3 separate regions of the Homo sapiens genome follow, and all the other regions are linked to region 3. A link is a loop called in an ENCODE intact Hi-C map of the cell type or tissue named here. Cell type or tissue: PC-3. All regions are shown on one strand. Region 1 overlaps PHACTR3 (phosphatase and actin regulator 3). Region 2 overlaps PHACTR3 (phosphatase and actin regulator 3). Region 3 overlaps SYCP2 (synaptonemal complex protein 2).

Evidence for each region. A loop is a pair of places that touch in the nucleus more often than their neighbours do. Peaks named below come from ENCODE experiments on the same cell type or tissue, not always from the same donor. Only the 100,000 strongest peaks of a DNase experiment are listed, where the experiment ranks them.
Region 1: a loop joins it to region 3, with 2.9 times the contacts of the local background. A loop is called at or near these places in 2 of 110 quality-filtered maps.
Region 2: a loop joins it to region 3, with 4 times the contacts of the local background. A loop is called at or near these places in 10 of 110 quality-filtered maps.

The regions. Positions count from the first base shown.
Region 1 is chr20:59,845,395-59,853,394 of GRCh38, reverse strand. It overlaps PHACTR3 (phosphatase and actin regulator 3), which reads right to left. Exons shown (of 13, transcript NM_080672.5): 13 at 5,684-6,280. The coding sequence ends at 6,265. It also overlaps the pseudogene RNU7-141P. Among named protein-coding and RNA genes, the nearest start is that of SYCP2, 84 kb to the left of the region's middle. In PC-3, a CTCF peak has its summit at 3,161 (motif pointing right); DNase peaks (open chromatin) are centred at 3,174 and 7,704; H3K4me3 peaks cover 792 bases; H3K27ac peaks cover 1,490 bases.
Region 2 is chr20:59,778,454-59,786,453 of GRCh38, reverse strand. The region is part of intron 7 of PHACTR3 (phosphatase and actin regulator 3); the gene reads right to left. Among named protein-coding and RNA genes, the nearest start is that of SYCP2, 150 kb to the left of the region's middle. In PC-3, CTCF peaks have their summits at 3,015 and 3,219 (motif pointing left); a DNase peak (open chromatin) is centred at 3,213.
Region 3 is chr20:59,921,928-59,929,927 of GRCh38, reverse strand. SYCP2 (synaptonemal complex protein 2) reads left to right here. Exons shown (of 45, transcript NM_014258.4): 3 at 7,469-7,538. The coding sequence starts at 7,515. Among named protein-coding and RNA genes, the nearest start is that of SYCP2, 7.7 kb to the left of the region's middle. In PC-3, no CTCF peak of the experiment used is centred here; a DNase peak (open chromatin) is centred at 3,777; H3K4me3 peaks cover 411 bases; H3K27ac peaks cover 531 bases.

The DNA.
Region 1 (8,000 bases), 77 kb after region 3:
TTCTGCCTTGCCTCCACAAACTCCACTTCTGTAAATTCTGTGTGGTAGGAAACTTGTATGTCTTATTCATCACAATTTTCAGAAGCTAAAAGAGTGTCTGGAAAAGTAGGCTTACAACAATGTGAATGAACAAAGTAATGAATACGGCAGTTTTTTTTTTGTTGTTTTTTTTTTTTTTTTTTTTTGAGACGGAGTCTCGCTCTGTCGCCCAGGCCGGACTGCGGACTGCAGTGGCGCAATCTCGGCTCACTGCAAGCTCCGCTTCCCGGGTTCACGCCATTCTCCTGCCTCAGCCTCCCGAGTAGCTGGGACTACAGGCGCCCGCCACCGCGCCCGGCTAATTTTTTGTATTTTTAGTAGAGACGGGGTTTCACCTTGTTAGCCAGGATGGTCTCGATCTCCTGACCTCATGATCCACCCGCCTCGGCCTCCCAAAGTGCTGGGATTACAGGCGTGAGCCACCGCGCCCGGCCAATACGGCAGTTTTAAGTAGGAATTTACTAAGTTCAAAGCGAACTAATGTGTCTCCTAAAATTCAAGTCCTATATGGTGTCAGCATTTTCATTGTAATTGATAAAGTATTAACCAGCCATTTGAACATCTATTATATGATATGCACTGAGCTCAAGTCTAGATACACAAATGAGTAATAAATGAACCCTTCCATGGTGTTACAGCTCTTTTAGAATATGTCTAGCAGGTTTTTCAGTTTTCACCAGAATGCCCACCTCAAAACAGAGATGAACTCCCTACTTAAAAATGAGGATATGTGTGCTTTTAATGTCATGCAGAATCATACAGATTTCCATTTCATTGGACCCTTAGAGGAATCATATAGGCAAATCAAATGTACATAGACTTCATTGTTAAGACAATGTATTTGTAATGGTTAGCTTTAGTTTTTCTATTTAAAGGCGCATGAAAATATTCTGAATTGACGTCTACAGGAGAACAACATTTTAGGAATACAGGTGTGTTGAGTGACATCAATATGTTGTACCATCTTGAGCTTTAGATAATATACTTTTAGCTTATGCTGTGATAGCAACAATTTTAAATAAAAGGAACTTGGAGGAGTGGAAGTCACACTAATGAAACACTTGCCTTTAATAATGATGAGGCTTTATTTACCTAATTTGATGTACATTTTGTACAAGTCAAATACAAAGACAATTGGGTTTATAAATGAGTATTGAAATTTGGAATAGATTTGAAGTTAAAAGGTTTTAAGCTTATTTAAAAACAATTTAGCTATTTGACTTCTGTGTAATTCATTTCTAAAATGTTCTATTATATGTTTATTTAAATTTTTTAAGTTCAGAGCAAGATCTAGCAAAGTTTGTCCTGAGGGGCTATACAGAAAATGTCGTAGGCTTTGTGGCCCAGAAGGCAAATTTCAGAGTATCACGTCGGTGCTTATTATAATCATTTCAATTGTAACCATTTAAATATATAAAAACCATTCTTAGCTTACTGGCCACTAAAAGGGCAGGGGCTGGCCAGATTTGGTCTGTGGGCTGTAGTTTGCAGACTTCAAGTTCGGAAGGGAAATCTTATAGATCAGAACTCTCTGTTCTTTATTATAAAATTTTTCCTTAGTTTATCTTACTGTTTCACAGAAATAGTGATTTAAATCAATTTTGCATAGCAGAGGCTAATGAGTATATTAATTAATATAGCTAAAATTCTTGATTGTTCTATTTTAAACATATTAAAAATAAATGATCATTGTAGCTAATGACTTAAATTTCTTACCTGGATTGTAATCTAACACCCTGGTGTAGGTTTACCGCATGTCCTCAACCAAATAGAGCTGTAAGGTGGTAACTGTCCCAGAAGTACACATGGAAAAGGACATGGAAGAGAAGAAATTTTACGTTAGTATAGCTAGGCAGAAACCTAAATACTAAATTCTACAGCCATTACTGTAGTGATCTCATTGCCACCAAATCGTAGTATTATGGATGGCCAACACCAACTTAAAAGGCCAGCAGATCCTTTAAATGAATAATAGATGGAGTGGTTTTCATACAGCATTTAATTCAACATGAAATTTGTAGTCTACAGTGACAAATTCTGCCAACTCTGAGTTCAGTGCCTAGTGTTGAGCTTCACAGTTGCTGGAGTTAGTTCTTTAACCATTCTGTTACCACCTATTAACAGTTAAACCACATACAGTTAGTGTATAAGTTTCTTATCTAATTAAAACTTAAAGTATGGAAGAATCATATATGCTATGAATAAACAAGTAGAATTTTGAGCAAAATAAAATACCAGCAAATAATATCAACAAACAAATCTAACTTGGAATGTAAAAATTGAAGCAAGATGATAGGTGGTTCTGGAGATTGTGCTTTCTGCCACATCAGGTGTCACCATTATAATTAAGAAGTAGGCTATCTGGAAAGCAGAGAATGGACTGGTGGTATAGACCAGTCTTTTAGGGAACACACCTGAATTGTAGTAATACATTCAGTGTATGTATTTTTGAGAAGGGATAATAAACTGCATTTAGAAAGGAATAATACACATATGTAACATGTCTGCAACTTGAAACATTAAATTATTGTCATATGTACCATATATCCAGATTTCTTTCCTCCCATTGCTTAGTAAGAAAACTGAATTTTTAGAATTTCCCCATTTATATCTTTAAGATTTACAGTTGAGATTAAAAACTTTGAAAAGGTTTTTTAAGAAAATTTTTATTACTTTAAAAATACTGCTCTATTTTCATAGAACTATGGAACTGCTAACCAGTACTTTCTGTTGTTCATTCGAACAAACATTTTTTGTTTGAACTAGTAGTATGTTCCTAGTATCATCACTGTAAATAAATTTGCAGCTAAATAAGCAAATGGGATTTATAGAAATCTACTTTTTGAAAATATTTTTCATATATTCAGTTTCATATGTTCACTTGCTTACGAATATCTTCTGAGATGTTTTCATATGAAAAATGGAGAAAAAGGTCTCTGGAAAAAAACTAGACAAATGGGTATCGGAAGCATATAGTAATAGCAGTTTTAATAGTACGATTAGGATTTTGCATTTCTGAGCTTGAATTTGTTGTTGAAGGACTGTAGGTACATAGCTAAAAACTTTGACTTTACTTCCAATGTATAATAAATGTAGGCCTGTAATTACCATATCTTTCCACAAGGTGGATGTCTTGATGTTAGGTTCTTCCTCCCCGCTCCCACCACCATTTCAATTGTCAAAAAATTACTTAGGTGATATGATTTCAAAGTCTCTTTATTTTATTTTTATATTTTTTGAGACAGGGTCTTGCTCTGTTGCCCTGGTTGGAGTGCAGTGGTGCAATCACGGCTCACTATGGCCTTAACCTCCCGGGCTCAAGTGATCCTGCCACCTCAGCCTCCCTAGTAGCTGGGACTACAGGCGCATACCACCATGCCCAGCTAATTTTTTGTTTTGTAGAGATGGAGTTTCGCTATGTTGCCCAGGCTGGTGTCGAACTCCTGGACTAAAGCAATCCACTCATCTCGGCCTCCCAAAGTGCTGGGATTACAGGCATGAGCCACCATGCCCAGCCCCCTTTAAATTTTTTTAGAAATACTTTTTACAAAGTCATATAATGTAGTATTTCCTCTATTACATTAGCTTAAAAGTTACTAGATGTTTCTAGAAGATATTTAATTTCCTCTCACTAAATTACTAACATGCTTGTAAAAATGTTTTGAACTCCTTAAAAACAGAACTTATGATTTAAATATTCATGGTTGCTTTAATAATTTTTTCTGAAAATAGGGGCAAATGATTTGTAAATTTATTGCATAAAAAGCTCATTATTGAATACTAGTAATGAAGAATTCTGATAATTCATATATACTGTTATTCAGTAGGACAAATAGTTTTTTCTAAATCTGTTGGCTGTTAAGTATATAAACTTTCTCTTCAAATTATAAATATATGCAAATGCGTGTACATATACATGTATGTCATCAGTGTAATATGACTTGTGAATTGCTTTTTAATTTTATTCCTCTAACTTGATAGTTGTGATGTGCAGGTGGAGAGTAAATATACTTGATTCAATTTTAGTTTATCTCTTAACCCTTATAATACCTGATAAGAACATGAAATATGTAAGTATAGAGTAATAGTTTGTGCATAATAAAAACACAATGGTAGAAGTTAGATACTATTGCCACAAATTTTGATTTAAGTGAATATGTCTGCTGGTTTTAGGATATCTTAGAACCTTTGAGTCTGAACCAGTCCAAACCCTCCTTTGGTTATCCTGCACTTTACCTTTTTAGTTTTATTATCCACTAGTTATGGGACTTGGGGAAAAAACTAAATATATGTCCCATCTAACCAGGTCATTTCTAACTATAGGATCTGCCTGGTTCTTTTGTTAAGCAGTACTGATCTTTTGTACTTTGGGGGCCAAGGTGGTTTCTAAACAGTAGCACCTTTTCCTTTTCTGTTTCATAGTAAATATATTAATATTTCTATGTGAGGGAAATTGAAATCTTAGTTTTACATAATTTGGGCTCCCATTAATATTTTAAATTGAATATTAAATACAGAGAGCTTCTAATATGTTGCTTAAGATAGAAAAGAGGTAAAGTTTTGGCTACAAATAATGGGTTATGAATAACAGAAAATATATAATGTATATATATATATATATATCAAATCCTTTAAATTTAACTGACTTCTAATTAGAAAGGATTTAGATACATTTCACAAACAAATTGAGGCTCAGAGAAGTCAACTGATTCACAGAAGGTTACAGAGCAGCTAAGAGGTAGAGCTGGAATTTTTCTACCATAACAATTTCTTATTAAAAAAAACTATAATTCAATGAATAGTGTGTTTTGCTAGTCTCTAGGACTGATCATAAGTCACTTTGGACAAAGTGCTAACATAAAGACTTGGCAGTTTCTGTGGGCGTCTGACCCAGTAGCAGTCTTAAGTAGAAAAGGAAAAATAGTGGAAAGCAATGAGGTAGCATATGTGGCAAGAAGTCATAGAGGACACTCAGTTGCTCCAGGTGCTACCTGGCAACCATATCAGTAGCTAACATTTATTGGATTCCCAGAACGTCCTCAGCAATGTGCCAGCACTTTAGCTACTTTGTCTTATTTAGATACTACAGCAATGTTGTGTGAGAGAGATATGACCATACTATAGAAAAAACAAGTAACTTGTTGAATAGCACAGAGCTTGGATTTGTGCACAAGTTCTGCAAGCTCTGAAAGTCATGCTCCAAGTTACTGTGCTTCCTGCCTCACCAGTATACCAGGAGGGAAGGAGGAGGGAAGGCTCATCTCTGTAAGGACACTTATTTGAAAGCCAATTAAAAATATTTTTCAGGGAACATGTATTGTTAGTTTCCCCCTTTGTGCCAAGATTTTCACCTTTGTGCTGGGGTAAATTTCCTTTCTTTAACAGTGTTTGCAGAGGTGAGCTTAAAAATACTCTAAAGAGGCATACTTTTCATTTTGATAGAATTTTTCAACAAATTATTGCTTATTTCTTGGTTAAAGGCACTCAATTTGATTTTCTAAGGCACAAACCAAACACATAAAAAGTTGGAATTCTCATTCATGTGTTTGGATTCTGATCGTTCACAAGTAAAAATTGACTTGTTTCACAGATCCCTGTTCTAAAGTACCACTCATCCCAACCACAAGAAAATGTAAAGCCTGGGTTAATTTCCTGCAATAAGTAGTCATTTAATTAAAGAACAAAATTAACAGGAATCAAAATGTTGCAGCTGTATTTTTTGTTAGACATTATATAAAAAAGGAAAAGTATAATACAGTAAATCATCTTGTATAACATGAACTTAAAGAGTTTTCAAATTAATTATGATCAGGATAAAAATGTCTTTTGAACATAATACTGAATGACACTGTCACATGTCCCTCATGTCAGAGGCCTGGGAGTGGTGAGCCTGCACATGCACGTTGCCCGTCCTCCATTACACTGCAGAACTGTAAAACAAGGTTGAAAGGCAAACAACAGTTTTCTTCTGATAGAGTTATGTTGGGTCTTAACTGACCCCAACAGTTCACACTCCTCAGACACCAAAGAAGGAAGGAAGTGTGTCCTCTGGTTACTCCTCTTGCAGGTAAGTGTGGTCAAGATTGCACCTGTGTGTGTGATCCTACTCTTCTCACAAACACAGCAGGTAGGGTAGTCTTGAGCTGAACTTCAGGAAAGTTCCCTGATGAATGTTCAGTGTTGGTATCAAAAAATTAAACACAAATTCTTCTCAGAAGAAAATCTCTATGGCCTGTGGAATCTAGAGATTATAAAAAAGACAAAGAATTTAAGGTTATTCATTTCTAGCAGTTAAAATAGCCAAAAACCTTATACAAATAAATTTGCTGCTATTAAAAAGATTCTCAGAAGTCCCATATGTAAAACATGAGGATGGAGCTACTCTGGTTAAAATAGGGTAGAGTCTCAGAGGGCTCCCCACTCTCAGGCCCCTGTTATATGCTGAATTCTTAGGACTATCTAGAACTTAGTTTTAAACCTGTGAGTTAAAAGCCCTTGAAGTACACAGAAAGGCCAGGGCTTTGCTAAATCAGTAGAAATGATGAATTTGTTAATAAATTATTGAAAATTATAGTAGAGTTATGACTTTTTGTAGAGTAATATGTTCATAGTAATTTTAAAACTCTTAAAATCTCATAACCAAAAATACCGTTCTGACTCTTGAATTGTTGAAATAATTTTAGGGTCTTTATACCACATTTTAAGTATTAGAGTCATTATTTTAGAAAGCTATCAACTTAGGACAATAAACATCTTTACTAAACATTTAATAATGTATAATCGGAAAATGTACAAAATTGAGATTGCAATATATAGAATATGTATTCATTCTATTTAAGACAGAATGAACATTAAATGTAATTGTGCATGATTTACTGAAACTGTTTTTCCTAAACATTCATATGACCTATTCCTCCATATGACCTATTCCTCCCCAAAAGTATGTTAGTCATGGGAGGGAACCTTAAAAAACAAACTCTTTGCATAATTTTTTCCTATTCATCCAACTTTCCCTTCCCCTTGATATATTCACCCTAAAACCATTGGTTAAGGTGGAATTCCATTGTACTTAGTTTCTGTTCTATAGCCACATTAATCTTACAGAGTAAATCTTTCAGATAACAATTGCAGTGGCCACTTTGGAACAAACAGAAAACTAAAGCTATTATTTTAGTTTAAGGCAGTATCTATATGCAGGATTTCCTTTCTCTTTGTATGTGGGCCTTGAGCATCTTCAGATAAAGGAGAAGACAAAGCAACTGATACAGTTGAAGGCTTGTTGCATCACAGTCATCTGCTTTAGAATCAGAGATGTTTGAGAACTTCACATAATTACTACCGGTCATGGCCATGGAAAAGAAGTGGGGGGAAATACTGAAAAAATATGCAGTTCAATAAGTAAAGAGAGTTAAATCTTTTCCCAACTTCGTCATCACTAAGAAGCCCAGTGTCATCCCTTGCATATCATAGCATAGACAGAGAATATATTCATCTTAATGGGAAAAGTCTTGATTATGGGAGAATCAGCCAATATATTCCCAATGGGACATAAACTCCATGAAGATGGGAGCCTCCTTTATCATATTCACTATTGCATTCTCAGCACTTACTCAAATATTTACTGAGGAAACAAATACTCAGCTTTAGGAGAACGCTGGCTGTGTTAAAGATGTGACTAATAATTTACGATAGGAAAAAGTAAATGTGAAGGTGGGGAGTGACTAATTTCACAAAAATCTGTAAGTATAAACAGGTGAGTTCTATAAATTGGAGGAATTCTGAATATTAGAGGGGAATTAAATACACAGAAAAATTACTTTCATTGCCTTGAGGCTTATTTTTGTTAAATATGCATTAACTACTTAAATAAACCGATATTGTTACCATACATATCACCTTTCACCAAGTCCTAAAGGAAATAATGGGAGCAGGCAGCATTCTTACTTGAGGTACATTCTATT
Region 2 (8,000 bases), 140 kb after region 3:
CTTAAAGAGAGAGGAGCAGGAGGCCACAGCAGCCCTCGCTGTCCCCCACAGAAGGGCCTTGGAGTAGGCAATCTCACATCATTGAGTTGTCAGGTTCTCAAAGTAATTCTCAGAGGGATCACCATGACCTTTTTTGAAGGGAAATTGAACCTCCAGCAGGTGCCAGCCCCACAGACTGGGACCCAAGTGGGCAAACTGAATGGCCACACAGAGCTCAGAGCCCAGCCAAGGCCCCCAGACACCAGGCTAGCCTGCACTCCCTGGGGGCACACACGCAGAAGCTGGGGAATGAGCAGGGCAAAGGGGAGGATCCCAGCCCCAGGCCTCCTGCCACAGAGGGGCTCAGTTGAGGAGGGAGCTGGCAAAACACCGAACTGACTCAGAAGTTTGAGCATCACAGGGGAAGGATATTCTGACCTCTGAATCCAAACAGTGTTTACGACTCAGACTCAGTGGCAGTTCACTACCTGCAAATAAACAGAAAAGTCTAGTGCTACCTGGGGATGCAGGGGAGGCAGAGGGCCGTTGGAAAACCAGAAGCAGGGGATGCAGAGGGCCGTTGGAAAACAAAATGAAGTAGGGGATGCAGAAGCAGGGGATGCAGAGGGCTGCTGGAAAACAAAATGAAGCAGCTTTAAGGATCGGACCTCACACGCTGTGCTGGTGCAACATGCCAGGGACACACCCACTGGACAGATGCTGGTGCTGCTGACCACGGCCTTCCTCTGTGGATGTGACTTGGCTTTCCTCACAGTGCATGCAGGAGGTGCTCAATAAACGCTCTTGACTGACTATATGGTCCCTGTCAGCGTGGAGCTGGGCAGGGCCCCTCTCTAGTCAACTCAGGTCGCTGGCGAATCATCTCCCGCTTCCTCCCCTCTGCGCTTTCTCTTGCAGCCAGGGGCCCACAGCTGCAAGAATGGAGTCCAGCAGCACCATCCCCACTCCCCAGCTCCTGCCAGTTTCTCCTCTCTGCCTCAGTCTCCCACATTATGATTCACCTGTGTACCACCGCTCTGCCCCAGAATTCACAAGTTGAAGCTTTGACCCACAATGTGACTGTATTTGTGGGTAGGGCCTGTAAGGAGGTAACTAAGGTTAAAGGAGGTTGCAAGAGCGGGGCCCTGATCTGATGGAACTGGTGTCCCTGTAGAGGAAACAGAGGCCAGAGTACTCATCACCCACTCTCACCAACCAGCACACAGGGGAACGGCCCTATAAAGACACAGAGAGAGGCCTCACTGGAAATCACCTTGTTCTTGGACTTTCAGCCTCCAGAATGGTAAGAAAACAAACGTCTGTCGTTTCAGGCATCCACTCTGTGGTATCCTGTTACGGCAGCTGGAGCTGACTCTGACACTCCCTGCAGACCCCATCCCCTCCTGCCTGAGCCTCCTCATGGCCCCTCCCTGTCTTTTCTCTGGAGCCCACCCTCCCACCCTCGGAAAGTCCTGGGGCCCTTTCCAAGGCTTGAATCATGACAGACGGCATCAGGTCTGCACTCCAGAAAGATCAGTTCAGCTGCAGGAGATCCCACACTGCTTCCCACCAGTGGCAGCAAGAGCAGCCAAGATTGAATGAGCCCTTGCGGTATGCCAGGCCCAGAGGCAGCCTTTGAATGCGTTTCCCATGTCATCTCCCCGCAGCCCTATAAGGCAGGTGCTAGGATTTAGTTTTCCTATTTTGCAGATGACAACGTCCCACAGTGTAGCCCAAGGCCACATAGCCAGGAGGTGAGTGACTTGGGACAACCCTCAGAGGCTTCACACTTTGGTGTCTTTTGAATTCCAGCTTTCTTTACAGGGTGAATAAAGGTCTCTCTCCCTGGCCAGTCCCTAGGTCTCACACTGGGCTATGCAACAACCACGCTACCCTGTGCACCTCACGCGTCTCATCTCCACGCCCAGGCTCAAGCTGTCCCTATGTGGAAAGCCTTTACCTTGATGACCAGGACTCCTCATTTTAAAGCTTTGGTTCTCCACCCTGGCAGCTCTTGAGAGTCACCTGGTGTTTGGGTCAGGGCTCTCCAGAGACACAGAAGCAATGGGATAGACACACACCACACACACATATACATATGCATACACATACATGTTTGTACATACACATTCTATATATACACATATATATATATATACATCCACACACACACATATATGTGCATATGTGTGTGTTTTAAGACATTTATTTTAAGGAATTGACTCATGCGATTGCGGGGGCTGTACAGTCCTGGATTTGGAGGGCAGGCCAGCGGCTGGAGTGGATTCCGCAGTCTTGAGGCAAGATTTCCTCTTCTCTGGGAAACTCCAATTTATTCTCAAACCTTTAACTGACTGGAGAGGGCCACTCAAAGCCCCTTAAAGTCACCGACTGCAGGTGACAACCACATCTACAAAATACCTTCACAGCAACATGCAGACTAGCATTTCAATAGCTGGGTGGAACAGCTCAGCCAAGAGGACACACAAGATTGACCTTCACCCTTGCGGAGCCTGCAAAGTGCAGAGGCCCAGGCCCCAGGGAGACGGATACAGTTCCTACCAATGCTTTTAAGAGCACACGGCTGGCCCAGAACAGCTGCTTTCAGATGCACAAATCACAGAGTACTCTTTGCCTGTGTCCATCTGGTGCTCATGCCCCAATCTTGAAATCACCTCCTGGGGGCTCCTGCCTCCCCCTTGCTGCAGGCACCTGCGGGCTGGGACCCTGGCTTGTATCACTGTGTCCACAGCACCCAGGGCAGTGCCTGGCACCTATGATGTGCTTACGCATTGGACGAACAGTAGGCTACAGTCATGTGCTGTGGAGCTGGAAAGCCCTGGATTCAAAATGGGCAAGTTTCATCCCCTCTCTTTGCCTCATTTTCCTCTACTGTTAACAAACAAACAAACAAAAAAAGCGGTAATAGCAGCTGTCTTATCACCTTGTCAAGGGACTTAGGCAATAAAATGCATGAAAAGTGCTTATCAAGGTACTTGATGGGAAATAATAGCTCAAACAAAAAAAAGGGCCGGGGTGGGGCGGGGCGGGGGGCAGCCCTGTTTCAGCTGATTGTCACTGGGGCTGTGCGTTCCCACTCTGAGAGCTCTGCTGCTTGGTGCTCAGCCAGAACCACCCTGGGCCAGACCTGCCTCCGCTGCAAGACGCCCACCAGGTCGTCCTGAGACCAGGTTCTCACAAGCATCCTGCATCCCAGCGAGCATCTCCAGCGCCATCTGGTGTCAGTGCAGGGAGTGGCTGGGTTTCCACAGCCTTTCAAATCTCTAGCCCCAACTTTCAAGAAAAGGCAGGGGCTGCCTGCTGTTCTGTGAAGTCACCATGGAGACGACTGTGGGGGAGTCCTCACTCGCTGCAGGTGGCTCTTCACTTTACAGAAGCATACACTGCACGAAGCCTTTCAGTACACCCTCCCCACACTTAAAATGGCATTCAAATAACACGTTAGCATTCACTTTTTACAAGTATGTCTACTGGGGAAAGGATCCCGGAGCCTGCAAAGAAGGCTTTCTTTACATTTAGACAGTACCAGGAACTGCCTGAGTGTTGCCTCTCTCCGTGTAACGTTCTCCATGTCATCAAATGCCCGTGTCACCACATTCTTGGCGTCACACATTTGTCTTAGGATTTTGATATGGTTTGGCTGTGTCCCCACCCAAATCTCATCTTGAATTGTAGCTCCCATAATTCCCAAGTGTTGTGGGAGGGACCCAATGGGAGATAATTGAATCATGGGGGTGGTTTCCCCCATACTTTTCTCGTGGTAGTGAATAAGTCTCATGAGATCTGGTGGTTTTATGAGGGAAAACTCCTTTTGCGTGGTTCTCATTCTCTCTTGCCTGCCACCATGATTGTGAGGCCTCCCCAGGCAGGTGCAACTGTAAGTCCATTAAACCTCTTTTTCTGGCTGGGTGTGGTGGCTCACACCTGTAATCCCAGCACTTTGAGAGGCCGAGGTGGGTGGATCACCTGAGGTCAGGAGTTCCAGACCAGCCTGGCCAACATGGTGAAACTCTGCCTCTACTAAAAATACAAAAATTAGCCAGGCATGGTGGTATGCACCTGTAATCCCAGCTACTTGGGAGGCTGGGGCAGGAGAATTGTTTGAACTCCGGAGGTGGAGGTTGCAGTGAGCCAAGATCGTGCCACGATACTCCAGCCTGGGCAACAGAGCAAGACTCTGTCTTAGAAAAAACAAAACAAAAAACAAAGCAAAACAAAATGAAAAAAACAACCACCTCTTTTTCCTTATAAATTACCCAGTCTCAGGTATGTTTTTATCAGCAGTGTGAAAACGGACTAATACACCTTTCAACTCCCGACCCAGCCCTCTTTTGCGTTGTTGAGTTTATGGTGAACATCAGCTTTTAAGGTCAGTCATGAGCTCCTAGAGGGTTGGAGACTGTGTCTAGTTTCTCCTTAGAATCCTTGAGGCCTAGATTGGGACATATAGTACTTGCTGAATACATAGCAAGGGTGTGTCTTAAGAAGCTTTAAAAAAAATCTATAAAGCCGGGAAATCCCGTATGTCCCTTTACTCTTGTACCGCCTAGCTGACTGGAATTGACTCATGGGATTGTGGGGGCTAGGATTTACTCTTTCACTCCTGCACCAGCACTAGAACCCCCCTGTGCTTGCTGAAATATACTTCCTAGGGCCTTACTCCTAGGACACAGTGGGGCAGGCTGTGCTAGAACATATTAATATGTACATAGTCACTCTCTCGGGTCACCTTTTATTACTATCTTGCATGTATATTTTATAAAGTACACAGTATATTAGCATGGTACCCCTAATGTATAGTTTATAAATAAATAATGTACAAATATCAGATTTTTTTCTTTTGCCGCTGGGACACACCCTCAGAAAACCTTGGCAGCAGGGCTACCACGTGAGCGCCATGTGCCCACACAGGCCAGGCCCTCCATGAGCGTTGTCTCATCCGCCCCCAGGACAACCTGACAAGGGGGTCACTGACATCACCTGTGAGCTACCGAAAGGCAGCCAGGGCCCAGATGTGCCACCACCTGCCCAGGGTCATCCCAATGGGCAGAGTAATCTGAGGCTGGGCGCCGTGGGTTACCCAACCTGGTCTGGGACGGGTGGCTCATGGCAGGTGCCATCGAGAGGCCTTCTTGAGGCTTGTTTCTCCTGACCAACCCAAAGGTCCCCGCCAGCCTGTCCTGGCACATAGACCCCGGTGATTAATTCCCCTTGCCCTTGTCCCTTGCTAAGCAGGCAAGCAAAACCACAGCCAGTTACACAAACACATGTAACTGCATGTCTGGATGGAGAACAGATGTACCTATGCAGCGGCAGGGACATCAACACTCTCACTGATGAATTGGCCGAGGAATGAGGAATAGCACAAATCAGCTACGGAACATTGACAAACTGGGAGCTAAACTTTGCTTCATGCCTGTGAGGCAGTATTTTGATGAGCGGTGGATGCCCAGTGCTTCCTTGTTCCTATATGCTCCTTAACCACAGTGATGATGAGGGTGACAGTGCTGATTACCACGGCAACCAGAACGCTCACTGAGCACAATGAGACAAAGCTATACTTCGGTGAGCACCCCTGTTGACCTTCATAAGAACTTTCTTGTCACCCCCATTTACAAGGGATAGAACTGAAGCACAGAGAGGTTAAGAAACTTTTCCAAGGTCACAGAGCTAGAAAGAAACATGTCGAGGCACGTGGGGTGGTCAAATCCTGCAGCAAGTCTCTCTACGCAGAGTAAGCCCCAGAGACGGAGGCCCACCCAGCTGCACAGACAGCCCTCCCTGTGACATTCCCAATGCCAGGGGCCAGATGTTTGTGTCCCCCAAAATTCCTATGTTGAAGCCTAACCCCAATGTGATGGTATTCGGGGGGTAGGGTCTTGGAAGGTGATTAGATCATTAGGTGGAACCCTCACCAATGGGATTGGTACCCTTAGGAAAGGGGCCTTAGAGAGCTCTGTGGCCCCTTCTGCCATGTGAGGACACATAGAAGGCACCACCTATGAGAAAGTGGGGCCTTGCCAAACCCCACGTGTCAGAACCTTGATCTTGGACTTCCCTGTCTCTGGAACTGTGAGGAATGAATTTCTGTTGTTTATAAGACACCCAGTCTAGGGATTTTGTTATGACAGCTCAAAGGGACTAAGACTACAGCATGGATGAAGTGGAGGGCCTGTGCTGTCCTTACATGGGCCCAGGTGAGACACAGTGGTGAGTCCTAGCCTGCAGCCTTGCTGTCATGAGCACCTGGGAGAAGCTGTCTGCAGGAGGAGCAGCAGCACAGGCAGCTGGGGGGCTCTGGAGAAGTCAGCTTCCTTCCATCAGTAGGTTCTTCCCTTGCAGCCCGGATTCCCATAGCAGCCCCTCAGTCCCTCGCTCCCCCTCATCACGTGTTTCTACTGCGCCCAGAGCTGGGACACTGTGAAAAACCAGACAGGTGTGGTCATGACTCTTGGGTTCAGCACAGAGAAAAGACAAAACACAAACATCTTTTTCTTGACAGGTTTTAAAACTTAAATCTTGGGGCAGTGACAACACAAAGACTGTTTCTCATAAAATTCGCTTTTGATGACTGGAGAATGAGCGCAAGGCCCTGCTCACCCACCGCTGACCAGGCATACCCACGAAGGCACCCCATGTGCAAGCCTGTGTGTGTGGGCACGCATGTGCATGTGGGCATAGGGCCTCCACCATTTCCAAAAATTAAATTCTCATGCAGATGCATTCTCCATTCTAATAGAGAACTGAAGTTCACAAAAACGTTTGATAACAAAAATTTTCTTTTTCACATGGGATAAGACAACGTCTGCCAAACCTCCCTCAACAGGGGAAAGAGAGGGAGAGAGGGAGAATAAATGAATAAATGAATAAAATAGTAGTTGTTGCGATTAATAATTGATTAATTTGCTGCCTGGTGCTTTCTGCTTTCACCCCATGGAGATGTGAAAACAATGTATCAGGCGAGACAGTGGGAATGGGGTTTGAACTCAACACACTGCAGAGAGAAGCAAATAACAACCATTATTCACCATTGTCTGCACCAGGCAAAGCAAAATACTCTTACAGGCCTTTCCTACTGTGAGTAATTTTCCCCCCAAAAAGCAACATTTATATACTTTCTGTATGACCAATATTGAATTTTCCCACAGCATTTTATCTCAGAGATCTATCACTTCTGGAGCATTGGGGACACAGTTGAGAATGTGACAAAAGCAAAGCACTGCTTTCTGCACTTGATTTCAGGGCTTCAGGGACCCTAGACTCTATACCCTGGGACCAGCACACAGAAGCCTCAATTTGCAAATGGCTGGAGGTTGCACCTCAGACATACCTGCCAGTTTGTGCAATGAGCCCAGCCCTCAACAAGGAGTTTCTCAGGGTCAGACAGGAATCCTGACCTTGGCCCACAAAAGGCCCATGGAGGAAAGGGGGCCTCACCCAGGGCTTGCAGATGACACCCCATGTAACACATTGCACGGTGCAGACAGCGGTGGGCCTGGGCCACGTTCACGACAGCAGTTTCCAGAATGAGTTTCTACAATGAGTGCTACCTTCCCCCACTCTCAGACCCCAGCTCAAAATCCGTGTTCACTTACAGACACTGGGTTTCGAGAACAAATAACAAGAGGCTCAGGTCTGAGCCACGCCATGGGAGAAACAGTCCAGGGATGAGGGCTCCCTGGACCTGGCACCTGTTAGTACTTTACAGGCACTGGCTTCTCTAATCCCCCATTGGCCCATTCTGGCTCATTCATGTAACTGATATTTATTTTGCACTTAGCACTCGTGAGCTGTGCGCACAGTAAGAACTACAGAGGCGAAGACTTGGTCTCGCGGAGCCCATGTGCTGGTAGAGAGGCTGCATGGGCAAAGCCAATGGTATTGGCGTCAGGGACGCTGCCGTAGGGGAAATAAGGTTGGGTGAGAAGAAGGGGCCAAGTGTTGCCACACAGCGGCCAGGTGGCTTCCTGCACTGAGCGATGTTTTAAACGCGGTGGAGC
Region 3 (8,000 bases):
AGTTAATTTAATCAATTGTATTCTCAGTCTAGACACCATGCTTTACTACACTCCTCTAAATAAATAATTAAAATTCTCTTTTTTTTTTTGTCTTTTGGTCCATTTTATTCCCTATCCCTAGGGTTATTTTCTTTACCTGTGCAAATCATCCAATGTTCATATGCCCAGTATTTGTATCCTTCTTTAATAAAGTATCCTCTGGTGTTACACAGATATACACATATCAATAACAGTGCATATAAGCCTTTATTAAGTATACTTTAGATTTTACATAAAGAATTTCTATTATCTCATTCTGCATTTTTTATGCTTTATATTGTGTTTGAGATGCACCATATTCTGAGATACAGATCTTCTTCATTATATTCAGCTACTGAATTCAGTTGCATCACTCACCACATTTCATGTTTACCTCCTCACCCAACACACTGACAGAGGCAGTTTTCAGTTTCTTGATATTAGAAGAAATGCTTCAGTAAATATTTTTATATTCCCTTTGTGCTTCTGAGTTTCTCTAAAGTGTAAAATTAGAAGTGGAACTACTGTGTCATATGGTATTCAAGTTTACATTTTTACCCAATGCTATCAAACTCTTTTTCAAAGTGCAGTTATTTGCTTCCCACCAGGAGTACATACATGATTTCCAATTTCCTTTATTCCCACTGTGACTTCGTAGTATCAGTCTCTTTAGTTTTTGCCAATATGGTGGATGGTGGAGAGGGGACTGGTTATTGTTTTACTAGCATTCTGATTACCATGGAGGTAGCATTTTCATTTCTTTATTAGCCAGTTGAGTTTTACTTTCTGAATGACCTCTTCTTCTTTTCCATTTTTGCTGTTGGGTTATTGCTTTTTTTTCCTCCTTGATTTGTTAAGTTCTTCATAATAATACTTTTTATGTTAATCCTTAGTCTCTTATTCCATTGCAAATGTCTTCCTAGTATGCTGCCTCTCTTTTACAAACAGTGATGCACAAAAAGTTAAAATCTATTACTTTTTATGTTTTGTGCATTTGTTTTAAATTCTTTCCTCTTGGAACATCTTAGTGATAGCCTCCTGAATTTTCTGCTAATAGTTTATAAACATTTACTTTTTACATTCATGTAGTTAATTTATCTAGACCTTATTTTTTTATGGCAAAATAGATTTCTAATGTTATTTTTTCCACATGCCAAGTCACTTTTCCCAGACCATTTATTGACCAGTTTACCTTTCCCGATTTGCGAAACCATCTGACTCAAATATGAACTTCCAATATATGCTTATGTGTTTGAATTCTGTTTTGTTTTATTGATCCATTTGTTTTCCATTCTTAATACTTCACTGTTTATAGTTATTTCTTGTGACTTTGTAATATGTTTTAATATCAAATAAGGTGATTTTTCTTCTCTAATATTTTAAAAGTTATTTTAGTATTAGAGCAGCATTATTCCTCCATACATGTTTTAAAAGAATTAGCCAAATCTCTCAAATTATTATTTTGTGATTTTTACTGGAATTGCTTTGGAGTTTAGAAATTCAGATGTTTATTTTAGTGAAGCATTGATGGTTTTATAATGTTAAGTCCTTCCATTAATGAATAGGAACAACTCCATGTATTCATATCTCTTGTTAAGATCTTTTTGTTAGATTTATTCATTTTAGTTATTTATATTAAAAAATGCAATTGTCTGATTATTGCTAATATAAAAAGGAACACTGTAGATATTTATGTTGAGCCTCGCTGGAATCTCTCAAAGGTCCTCTGATAAACAGCATTCCTCTTTCTTCCTGGGTTCTGACAGAGTAGGAAAAGAAACGTAACCTTCATTAGTCCTATATTGGCTAGGTTCATGGGTGTGAGTTTAGGTTGTTGGCCTAGTGAATTTGCTAATACTGAGCTCCAGAATTGAGCAAACTTACTGCCCAAGGCACTGCAAGGTAATTGAGTTAGACCTTTCCAGCCCTGCATTTTTCACCTTCCACCCTGGAAGAGAAAGCTTACTGTATTGACTCCAGAAAAAAAGGACAGAACAAAATACTGACTTTCTCACAGGGGCAGAGCTTCCAGAAGGAACAAAACTGAAAACAACATGAAACTCCTCTTTCAGTTTTCATGTAAACAAAAGGGTGAGCCTGAGCTGAGCCTGGCTCATTTTCCTTCCCAAATTTACCAATCAAATATTTCCAGCTCCTCAGTGGTGATGTAAATTAAAGAAATAGAGAGAGGCCGATGGTATACTCAGTCTTTCTCACGGAAGCTAGGAGTAGGGAAAAGGTATTTCTCTCTAACATTTCCTAGCTTTTTGTTCACTTAATTATTAACCTGTTTTTTGGAGGAGATTTATCTGGATGGTTCTTTTCCTTTCTTCATGAGGCCATTACCTTCTTTTGGGTATTCTCTTTGGATTGTGGAAGAACTTTAGATGTTGACCCTGGAAGAAGATTCTACTTTGGGTTAGAACAGAAAATTGAAACCTAATGCCACTCTATATCTGAGGCAGAAATGTCACTGTTTTACTTCCCATTCCAAATTATCTCTAGATATATGGTAGAGCCTTTGATGTACTATACTGAACAAAGGTATTTGGCAATACATAAAGATGTTTCAGCAGTAAAATGCCAACAAATTTGAATGTAAAGATTTTCTGTTTTGAACATCTCAGGGAACATTAAGGTTGCAAGATTAAAACCCTTTACAAGTTAAAGACCAAGGACTGAAAGATTTAAGTGTCCAGAATCCTTTTTTTGTGCTTCTGAATTTAAAAGTCTAAAGGCCAAAACTTTTAAGTCCCAAAGACACATTCTCAACAAATCTCATTACGTTCAAGTGCAGTCAGATTCTTTGGTGGAGTTGGAGTTCTTTCATCAGCTGTAGCTTCAGCTGTTTTCCATGGAAAGGAAGTACCAGTTATATGTTCTCAGAAACTGTTTGTCCAATGCCAAAGTTCTGGTATATATTTCCAGTAGACCAGTCTCTGTCAGTTATCCAGAATCTGACTTGTTTCACTTTAATTGAAATGGAGAAAATATTTCAGCAAGAGGCTAATTTTGGCACTACATTTGAGGAAAATTTCTATAATTATGTCACCCTGTAATGGCATTGCTGCCTTATGTGCAAGGGGGTAACCCAGGCTGCCCTGGTTACTAGCTCTTATATGACATGTTTTCCTTCCCCACCCAGTACATTCAAAACCTCAACTTTTATTTCTTCTTTGAATCCCATGTTTTTGGCATTCCAATATTAAGTTTGGGCTTTATGTAGTGACTGTTATGGGTTGAATTGTGTTCCCCTAAAAAGATATGTGAGATTCTAATTCCCAGTATCTCAGAATGTGACCTTTTCTGGAAATAGGGTCTTTTGCATTTAACCAAGTTAAGTTATTAACTTATTATTTAAGTTATTAGGGTGGGCCCTAACCCAATATATATTTATAAAAAGGGGAAATTTGGATACAGATATGCATAGAAGACAATGTGAAAAGTAAAAGGAAGAATACCATGTGATAAAGGAGGCAGAGAGTGGATTTATACTGCCACAAGTCAAAGAATGTCGGCAGCTACCAGAAGCTTAAAGATCCTTCTTCCAGCACTTTCAGAGGGAGTATGATCCTACTGACCCCTTTACTTTAGACGTCTTGCCTCCACACTGAGATAATTTCTGCTGTTCTAAGCCATCCAGTTTGTGGCACTTTGTTAAGGCAACCCTAGGAAATTAATACAGTGAGAGTCCACACATAGCTGTGAGCAAACATTTTTCTTCTTGTTACAGAGGCAGTTGGCACAATTCCATCCCTTATGGAATTTATTGGATTTATGAAACCTGTCTTACAGGAGAAGGTTCCTCCTTCAATCCATATTTGTTTTGGCTGGAGACTGTCTCCCAGCAGATTCCTGAATGGAAGCTGCTTTTGTTACTTCTAAAGTTTGTTTCCTTAATACTAGGAGGTGGGGTTAGGAAGAATTCTGAGCCTATAGACAAACATAAATTCAGAGCTATTATTTCCACAGTTCTCTGTGAGGTTTTGACAAACTAGTGAGGTTTTAAAGCAGGCAGTATTGTTCTGCTTCACTTCATCTAAATGAACACTCATGAACTTCTGGTTTTCTTAAAAAAAGAAATCTAACAGATTGATAATAAATTATAGTACCTACATGCATTTGGGAGCAGTAGTAGTCCCAGTAATCCTCTGTTTGATGAGGAAATCTTCCCTCTATTTAAAACATTTAGGAATCAAAGATGTCAATTATAACCTTGTTACCAGGGCAATACGTTAACAAGTGAGGCAACTGGTCAGAGTTATAGACTCTTTTGAAGGTGGAAGGTCAGAGGCTATGACATTAAATAGGCTGAGGTGCCAAAATAGGACCCTTTTATTCAGTTCATGTTTCCAAGAGTATGTTTACATTAACTGATAACCAGATAACTTAGTAACAGTTGTGAATATTCACACATGTGAATAATGTACAAGAGAAAAATACTTTCATCTGTGTGGCCTGCCTTGTTCTCTCAATGATGTTTTCCAACAGAGTTCTTTCTTTTGTTAAATCCTATGCTCATGGATTGAGAAAATCAATAGGTTATTTTAAGTTCTGGGCTACATGTGCAAGATGTGCAGGTTTGTTGCATAGGAAAATGTGTGTCATGGTGGTTTGCTGCACCTATCAACCTGTAAGTATTAAACTAAGCATGCATTAGCCATTTTTCCTAATGCTCTCCCTCCTGCTGCCCCACCAGGCACCAGTGTGTGTTGTTCCCCTCCCTGTATCCATGTGTTCTCATTGAACAAGAGTTTCTGATTTTAAGGTTGTCCAACTTATCAGTTGTCTTTTATGGTTAGAGCTTTTTATAATCTTGCTTATTGCTTATTGCAGGTCATGAAGATGTTCTAATATATTATGTTCTAGAAACTTAATTGTTCTCAATTTTCATTCCACCTGGAAATGGTGTTTGCATATGGTATGAGATGGTATGAAGTAGTGAGGTTTTGTTATATTTCTTATGAACATCCAGTTGAACAGTATAGATTAATTGAAAAGATTATCTTACCCTTTCCTTACTGCTTTATGTTCTACCTTGATCATAAGTCAAGTCATGTGTATAGGTCTGTTTCTGGATTCTCTTTTCAGTACCATCTGTGTTGGACTTTTATGGTAAATCCAACAGTAATATAGTTTTATTAGCTTTCTTTTGTTTGTGTGGTAGCTATCTTTTCTTTTTATTTCCAACTGTTTTGTAGCCCTTTATTTAAGGTATATCTCTTAAAATATAATATTTTTGGACAGCATATAGTTTTAAAAATGATTAACCTACCCGACAATCCAACTTTTTTCTTTTTAATTTTTGTGGGTACATAGTAGGTGTCAATGGAGTATGTAAGATGTTTTGATACAGGCACGCAATGTTAAATGAGCACATTATGGAGAATGGGGTATCCATCCCTCAAGCACTGATCCTTTGAGGACAATCTGCCTTTTAATTGGAGTTGTAGGGGAGGCAAAACTTTACCTCTTCCCTTTTAGAGTTAAATTGACATAGACAGATCAACTGGAGAAAAACACACAAATTTCTTTAATACATGTTTTACATGACACAGGATCCCTCATAAGAACATGAAGACCCAAAGAAGTAGTTAGGGTCAGTTATATACTGAATTGGACAAAGAATAGTAAGTTGTGAACTAAGATAAGGCAAAGAGGCCTTAGGCTAGGGTAGTTAATTGGGTGGAGAAATGACTAGGAAGATAGGAGTGGGTTTAACAAAGTTTGGTTGTACAGATTTTCTTAATTTTAACTTCCCCTCCTTAATTATAAGATTACTTCTCTTTTGGTATAGAGAGGACATCTTTCACATGGGAATTTCATTTCCTGCTTTTAGGAAACAGAATGAAGGTGGGAGTGATCTTGTACCTGCTGTTTTTTGTTGAGTGCCTTTAATTTAAAATAGTCAATATGTCAGAGCAGCATATTGGGAGGGTGACATTCTTACTTCTTCAGAGTATTTAATATATTTTACTTTCAATGTAATTATTGATATGTAACTTTTAATCTATCACCTTACTTTGTGTTGTCTGTTTTTCTTTCTTCTTCTGGGTCTCTTTCTGTTTCTCTCTCTCTCTCTGGATTGATTAAAATGAAAACATTACAGCCTCCCTCCTCACACTTAGCTTAGTAGTTACGTATTCTTTCACTACTCATTTAGTGGTTACCTTAGAAATGATGACATGCATTCTTTTTGTTTATTTTAGAGACAGAGTCTCCCTCTCTTGACTAGGCTAGAGTACAGTGTTGTAGTCATAGCTCACTGTAACCTTCAACTTCTAGGCTCAAGCAATTTCTCACCCCAGCCTCCAGAGTAGCTGGGATTACAGGCACACACCACTATACCCAGCTAATTAAAAAAAAATTTTTTTGTAGACATGGAGTTTTGTAACATACAATATTTAAAAAAAAAATTCCCATAATTATTAAAATGAGATGGTAAGAAACATAATCATCAGACTTTATTATTTATAAATGAATAATACTATCAGGCACATGGTTCCTCTCAGAATAACCTTAGTACTTTGTTCCAAAAAAGACAGGCAAATAATTATGCATATTCTACAAAACACAATAGGGATACAGAGCTTTGAGGAAGACTACAGCAATGATTTGCATTTTCTTGACCAAAATAATGTTAATTCCTTAGGTGTTCATGGCAGGGAGAATCAATGACGTTTATCTTTGATCTTTGTCAGAAACACACAAGATAGGATTGTTTGAAGTGATTTAATCTATTTTTGGTCCTGTTTTCATAAGCATGGAATCTCTCTTTAGAACCTGGTGGATATTTTCTATTAGCCATATTGCAATATATTAATTTGTGGCAGTTATTTGTATTTGCATCCCATGGTCTTTAAGGACCCAGATAACTTTGGGAAAGTGAGGTCCTCACCTTAATTTCAGCATTCAACCAGAAACTGGGAGTTCTTTCTTTCCTGAACACTCTTGTGGACATATGAAATGCATTTGAGTTATCTTTTCCTCACTCCTTTCCTTGCATATTTTGATCCTGTTCATTGTTAGTATATCTGCATATTCCTCCTTTCTTGAATATTAATAGCCCAAATTTCATTTGCACATTAATTCAAGAGTTTTTTTTTTTCCTTGTTCTCAGAGGTGGAACAAGTATAGCAGGGAATCACTGGAAAGGGAGATCCAGGTTATTCTTTCACTAACTAGCTTTGTGACCTTTTGGCAGGATATTTGACATTAATTTAAGTAATCTATAAAAAGGAAGAGCTTGACTAAATGATCTTCAGGCTTTTCTCTAGAAACTTATTTGATCATATTCAAATGTGTAATTTAATAAACAGGTGTTTAGTGAGGAAGTTAATGTTGCCTTTGGTATAAATAACAAATGCATATTTATGTGTGTAAGATATTTAAACTGATAAACACATGAAACAGATTGTGAGATACAGAAAATATATGTTTTCTTTTATAGGTGTTTATTTTGTCTTGCTTTTTTTTTTTTTTTAAATGAAGTCAAAATGCCAATAAGACCAGATCTCCAGGTATGTAGTCCTAGACCAAAAGTAAGTATTTTCATTCTGAAAATCACTTTTTGTTTACTTATAGGTATTCAGTGCTATGTTTTTAGCAATGATAAAGCTTACATGTTTTTATGAAATGGTCAAGAATAGTTTAAATAAAGTGTCCTTTCATGTATTCATTAGATGTTTGCAAAAGCTATGTTAAGAATATTTATAAAGTATTAAAAATGCTGATTCTTTATACCTACCTTTTACATTGAAAAGAATTATGCACTGATTCATGCATAATTTATGCTTGGATATTTTTGTATTAAGTTTTAGAGGTTAAGATATTGTGTATTTAGGTAAAGTGTAAGTGTTAATAATCTATTCAACATGTATGCAGTTCACAGCCAAACCTGTTTAGTGATCAGGTTGTAGTATGAACATTTGTTATTAATGAAGTTGTACTTTAATAGCAAGGATGGCAGATTTTAATAATGT